Linked DNA regions of Homo sapiens: region 1 is linked to region 2. The links are chromatin contacts, found by Hi-C or POLR2A ChIA-PET in ENCODE. All regions are on one chromosome and are shown on one strand. The core of a region is the stretch at or near the end of the contact, and the rest is flanking DNA. Distances in the headings are between cores, read along the strand shown. Region 1 has its middle 100 kb from the start of ST8SIA1. Region 2 has its middle 62 kb from the start of ST8SIA1.

What was found. Hi-C counts contacts between places; a loop is a spot of excess contacts on that map. ChIA-PET counts read pairs that join two places held with the same protein, here RNA polymerase II (POLR2A). Pooled maps may share reads with other maps.
Region 1: a loop to region 2 is called in a pooled map, with 6 times the contacts of the local background. The contact joins two enhancer-like sites. A Hi-C loop is called at or near these places in 5 of 168 maps with a recorded cell type or tissue (CD4-positive, alpha-beta T cell, CD4-positive, alpha-beta memory T cell, CD8-positive, alpha-beta T cell and 2 more), 10 of 37 single-sample maps with no recorded cell type and 12 of 50 pooled maps. POLR2A ChIA-PET finds 5 or more read pairs at or near these places in 3 of 52 experiments (CD4-positive, alpha-beta memory T cell, activated CD4-positive, alpha-beta memory T cell and activated T-cell).

Annotation. Positions count from the first base shown.
Region 1 is chr12:22,435,609-22,438,914 of GRCh38, reverse strand. No RefSeq gene overlaps it. Among named protein-coding and RNA genes, the nearest start is that of ST8SIA1, 100 kb to the right of the region's middle. RefSeq lists enhancers at 1,037-1,644, 1,645-2,252. Within about 2 kb of position 1,759, at least 4 of the 41 ENCODE cell types and tissues checked have a DNase peak (open chromatin) inside an H3K27ac peak, as active enhancers do.
Region 2 is chr12:22,394,818-22,397,822 of GRCh38, reverse strand. No RefSeq gene overlaps it. Among named protein-coding and RNA genes, the nearest start is that of ST8SIA1, 62 kb to the right of the region's middle. Within about 2 kb of position 1,467, at least 2 of the 41 ENCODE cell types and tissues checked have a DNase peak (open chromatin) inside an H3K27ac peak, as active enhancers do.

The DNA.
Region 1 (3,306 bases), core at 510-3,009, 41 kb before region 2:
TTGGTAATGGCAAATTCTCTCAGCATTTGTTTATCTGAAAATGACTGTATCTTTCCTTCATATCATGCTTAGTTTCACTGGATACAAAGTTTTTGGCTGATAATTGTTTCGTTTGAGTAGGCTGAAGATAGGGCCTCAATTCCTTCTAGCTTGTAGGGTTTCTGCTGAGAAATCTGCTGTTAATCTGATGGGTTTTCCTTCATAGGTTACCTGGTGCTTCTGTCTCACAGCTCTTAAGATTCTTTCCTTCATCTTAACTTTGTATAACCTGAGGACAATGTGCCTGGGTGAAGATCTTTTTGCGGTGAATTTCCCAGGTGTTCTTTGTGCTTCTTGTATTTGCATGTCTAGGTCTCTAGCAAGGCTGGGGAAGTTTTCCTTGATTATTCCCCCAAATATTGTTTTCCAAGCTTCTAGAATTGTCTTCTTCCTCAGGAACACCGATTATTCTTAGGTTTTGTCATTTAACACAATCCCAGATTTCTTGGAGGCTTTGTTCATATTTTCTAATTCTTTTTTCTTTGTCTTTGTAGAAGTGGGTTAATTTGAAGACCTTGTCTTCGAGCTCTGAATTTTTTTCTTCCACTTGTTCAGTTCTATTGCTGAGACTTTCCAGAGCATTTTGCATTCCTGAAGTGTATCCAAAGTTTCCTGAATTTTTGATTTTTTGTTTAAGTTATCTATTTCCTTGGATATTTCTCCCTTCTCTTCTTGTATCATTTTTTGGATTTCGTTGCATTGGCCTTTGCCTTTCTCTGGCCCCTCCCTGATTAGCTCAATAACTAACCTCCTGAATTCTTTTCAAGATAAATAAGAGATTTCGTCTTGGTTTGGATCTATTGCTGGTGAACTAGTGTGATTTTTGAGGGGGTATTGATGAGCCTTGTTTTGTCATATTACCAGGGTTGGTTTTCTGGCTCCTTCTCATTTGAGTAGGTTCTGTCAGAGTCTAGGGCTGAAAGATGTTGTTTGGATTTTTTTGTCCCATGGAGTGTTCTGTTGGTGTAGTACTCTCCCACTTTTCCTGTGGTTGTGGCTCCCTGTGAGCTGAACTGCAGTGATCGTTGTCTCTCTTCTGGGTCTAGGCATTCAGAGAGTCTACCCAGCTCTGGGCTGGTACTAGGGGTTGTCTGCACAGAGTCCTGTGATGCGAACCATCTATGAGTTTCTCAGCCATGGATACCAGTGCCTGTTCCAGTGGAGGTGGCAGAGGGTGCAATGTACTTTGTGGGGGCCCTTAGCTTTGGTGGTTTAATGCTCTATTTTTGTGCTGGTTGGCCTCCTGCCAGGAGGTGGCACTTTCCAGAAAGCATCAACTGTAGTAGTGTGGAGAGGGGCCAGTGATGGGTGGGGCCCAAGAACTCCCAAAATTATATGCCCTTTGTCTTCCACTACCAGGGTGGGTAGGGAAGGACCAGCAGGTGGGGGTGGGGCTAGGTGTGTCTGGGCTCAGACTCTCCTTGGACGGGTCTTGCTGTGGCTGCTGTGGGGCATGGGGTGAGATTCCCAGATCACTGGAGTTGTGTACCTAGGAGGATTATGGCTGCTTCTGTTGAGTCATGCAGGTTGTCAGGGAAGTGGGAGAAAGCCGGCAGTCACAGACCTCACCCAGCTCTCACACAAACCAAAGGGCCAGTCTCACTCCCACCGTGCCTACCACAACAGTCCGAGTCTGTTTCCAGGTGCAGGGCGAGACAGGCTTGAAAACTTGCCCGAGGCTTTCTGTCTCCTAGCCGCGAAAGAAAAGAGCTTTAGTTCTTCCCCTGCCTGTGAAGTCTGCAAGCCAGATTTGTACCCTCCCCCAAGTTCTGACTAGGAGGTTTCTCACCTCGTTCAAATTGTTACAAAGTTCAGCCAGGGAATTCCTTCTCCCTGTGGAGTTTTACCCTCTGCTCTTCTGGCCACCCTCCTGATGGATCCCTGCGGTGCCAGGCAGGAATGGGCAGCTTGGGGACCCACTGAGCCCCCAGGGCCTTTCTGCTGCTTTCTCTACCCCTGTATTTTGTTTGGCTCGGCTCTCTAACTTGACTCAGCTCCAGGTAAAGTTGGAAACTTCTCCCACAAACAGACCTTCAGCTTCTCCAGTGGGGGTGTGTGTTCAGAAGAGGAGGGTCTCCCTTTCCAACTTCCACAGTTGGGGCACTCACAGTATTTAGGGTGTCTCCCAGGTCCCGCAGGAGCCGTTCGCTTCCTTCAGAGGGTCTGTGGCTCCTCTCAGGATTGCTGGTTTGTTCTTACAGCCAATCTGGAGCTAAAATTCACAGTGCAAGCATCTGTATGTTGCTCTCTCCGGAGCTGCAATCTAGTCCAGCCTCCCATCTGCCATGATCCCTACAGGCTAAAATTTATTAATCTTTTAAGTATTTAACTTTGTATGACTGTTGGCTTCTGTTTTAACAAATTCTTCCTTGCCACAAAGTCAAAATTTATTGGAGTATATTGAGGTCTAGTTATATGCGAAAAATTTTACCTGTTTTGTGTGTGGAATTCCATAAATTTTGAAAAGCACTTGTAGTTGTGTAACCATCATTGTAAACAAGATCTAGAACATTTCCATCACCCGAAAAAGTTTCTTCCTGCCCCTATGTAATGAATCCCCTCTACCAGCACCCAAACCCTGAAACTGCTGATCTGTTTTTTGTTCCCAAGTTTACCTTTGCAAGAATGTTATATAAATGGAATAATTCAGAATGTTTCCTTTTGAGTCCAGCTTCTCTCACTTAGCATGATATATTTGAGATTCGTCTGTATTGTTCCATGTATTAACACTTCATTCCCCCCTTTATTTCTGAGTAGTGTTCTATCATATGGATGCAACACAATATGTTTATCCATTCACCAACTGGTGTCCACTGGGTTGTTTCTAGTATTTGGAGATTATTAATAAAACCCTACAAACTTTCATGTACAGGTCTTCTTGTGAGCATAAGTTTCCATTTCTTTTGGATCAATACCTAAGGGAAGGATTGCTTATCATATGTGTCAAATGATAAGTATATGTTTAATGATATGAAATTGCCAAACTGCTTTCCAAAGTAGCTGTACCATTTTGCATTCCCACTCACAATGTATGAGGGTTCTTTTTGCGTTGCATCCTCACCAGTGCTTGGTATTCTCAGTTTGGTTTTAGCTACTCTAGTAGGTGTATCTCACTGTGATTTAAATTTACATTTTCCTAATGACTAATAATATTATGAGTAATTTTTCACATGCTCGTTTGCTATCTACATTTCTTCCTTGGTGATATGTCTGTTCAAGTCTTTTGATCATTTTTGTATTTTAAATTGATTTTTGATTGAGTTCCTC
Region 2 (3,005 bases), core at 218-2,717:
AAGGCCAACCATAACCACATAGCCAAAACTTGAGCCATTCTGAAATGACCTAAGTTTTCACTGAAATGCCAGCTCTAATCATAAGCAAAACACAAAATGTATGCTTTTGTCTTTGTCAGCATGATTCAATAAAATTAAGCCAACCAGCTATAGACAAATCAGCTTAAATAGCTCTGCTTGCCTGAAAAACAGAATGTTAGTATATAACAGCCAATCATGAAAAAGATCAAAATAATCTCTCATCTGTGCTTCATAAGCTGCACTGCAATTGTGTGTGGGAGGGGGCTTCATACCACTTTAGTTTGATGTGTCCCGATTGCATTCTATACTTTCTCTTATTGTATGACAATATGCTTTCAACTTTTTCCTAACTTGTCTGGGCGCGGTGACTCACACCTAGTGGCTTGCCCCAGCACTTTGGGAGGCCGAGGTGGGCAGGTCACTTGAGGACAGGAGTTTGAGACCAGCCTGGCCAACATGGTGAAACCCCATCTCTACTAAAAATACAAAAATTAGCCAGGCATGGTGGCGTGTGTCCTTAGTCCCAACTACTTGGGAGGCTGAGGCAGGAGATTCTCTTGGACCTGGGAGGTGGAGGTTGCAGTGAGCCGAGATTGCACCACTACGCTCCATCACAAAACAGAGCAAAATGAAACAAAACAAAATGAAACAAAACACAACACCTTTTTCCTAACTTGATCTGTTTTTATTTTAATTTTTTTGACACTGTCATATGTCCCAAAAAACAGTAAGAGCAAGATATTAATGATGCCACTCCAGGGATATGCAAGGGAGGTGGCTGCCTGAGAGTTGAGGGAGGCACATGGATGAGGTTGGAGGGTTCCAAGAGCACCTGAAATTCCCTTGAGTCAATGGCATTTAGGACATCTGTAATTCTTTTCAAAGGAAGATGCACATTGGTTTCTGTTCTCCTTTATGTCATTGGAAACTGCTAAAATAGAAATTATTGTAACTGTTCAGCAGATGTGGGAAAAAAATCTTCTGGCTGCCTTTTACTGGCTAAATACAAAGTAATGTCTTGCTGATACTCCTTGTGGAAACTGATGTACTTTGATATATGCATTTTTGAAGTTATAAAAATGAGGAGGTGAAAAAATATAAGTGAAACAAGATAACTTCCTGACTATTGAATATATTTCCATTCTTAAAAGCAAAACTTTTGTTTTGCTCACTCTATGTGAATACTTCCTGTGACAAGAAACTTAGTACTTACAGGCAGCTTATCCTCTTTTAAAAACTGCCACTCTAAGTATCAGAATAATGATATTAGGTAATTTCCAGAAAGTGTTTTTATACTAACCACAAAATATTTCTCATGGTTTAAAACCTCTGTCTGATAGAGGTATAGGCAGGATGTTATTTCAGATCTTTAAGCTGATATTAAACTCCGAATTTAAAGAAGTCCTCATTTCCTTCCTCTCTCCCTACTCTTATGGCTGGCCCTGGTGGTCACTGACTCACTAACTGCTCCTTCTCCATGCCCACCTGAGACTGGACCTAAATTCTAGGGACATACTTTATTGAGTCATGTACACATTGAAACTACACTACCAAGTCATTGCATAAAGAAATTCTTCATGTAGAATATTTAGAATAGCAAACCTCTATGATTGTATGTCATAATTTTCTACTTGACACTGTTAGTATTTCTGATCTTAAGAGCCAGACTTCTAGTACAAAGAGTAGGCTTCTTCCAGAAATCCCATGGTAAAATTGTACTGCTAAACAAGAAAACATGTCATTGCAATTGTAATATTAGAAAAAGCAAGTTAAAATTCTAATAAGACAAAAGATTTTTTTTTAAACCATAAAATAGCTTCATTGAAGATCTCAGGGTGGCTATAAGACAATGGATACTACTCAACACTTATCTGTGAAAAAAGTGCCAGAGAAGCAATTACTGGAAGTCAATTGTGTAATATTGGATTTGAATGTCATCCAAGGTGTCAGCACTTGCTTAGAAGGAGAGTCATTATAGTCTCTCAAAACACAAGGTAATATTTGACACAAGTAGTATTCAAAGAATGTATGTGAGAAGGAAACAATATATTTAGCAGTTTTTCTTCAAGTTGGAATGTGTAAAAAATATGCATTTAAAATAGTAAAGTGATATATCTTCCCCTTCTTTAAATCATGATGTCTTGAGATTTTCAACCTAATGAACTGAAGAGTTGCAGTGTTCAAAGTAATCTCAGAACAAGCTATGTATTGCACAAATGCATTTAGGACTCTTGTCAAAGTGGGCTTTTGAGAGGCAAGGTTTGTTGAGAGAGAAAAGATTTGTACATTTTCAAGCTCCTAAAAGATTGAAGGTCTGAACTTCAGTTACTCTAGAGATCACAGGAAGAAGAAGAATACAGGCTGTAACGTAGGAAGGCTACTGTTTATTAGGGAAGAAGGACAGATCATGGGGGAATAAAAAGGAAAGAAAAAAGACATGGTAAGATCTGTGACTTCTTTCCTCTTCATTTCAGGCTGAGCCTTGAGGATAAGGTGTTAAAAACTATTGGAAATGCAAGGACACAAGCAGCAGAGTAAAAAAGCAACCTACAGAATGGGAAAGAACATTTGCAAATCATATATGTGATAGGGAGTTAGTATCTAGAATATATAAAATTCTGCAACTCAACAAAAACAAAGTTCTGGAGATTGGTTGTGCAATATTGTGAATACAGTTTACACTACTGGACTGTAAAATGGTTAAGATATTAAACTTTATATTATATGTAAACACAATTTTTTAAAAAGTCAGCACCACAATAAAAACAATCAAAATATGGTTTAGTTATATGGCAGAAGTGTAAAAGCAATTGCAAGAAAAGCAAAAATTAACAGGTGGGACCTAATTAAACTAAAGAGCTTCTTCACAGCAAAAGAAACTATCAACAGAGCCAAAAGACAATCTACAGAACAGGAGAAGATATTCACGAACTATGCATGTGACAAAGGTTTCACATCCAGACTGTATAAGGAACTTAAACAAT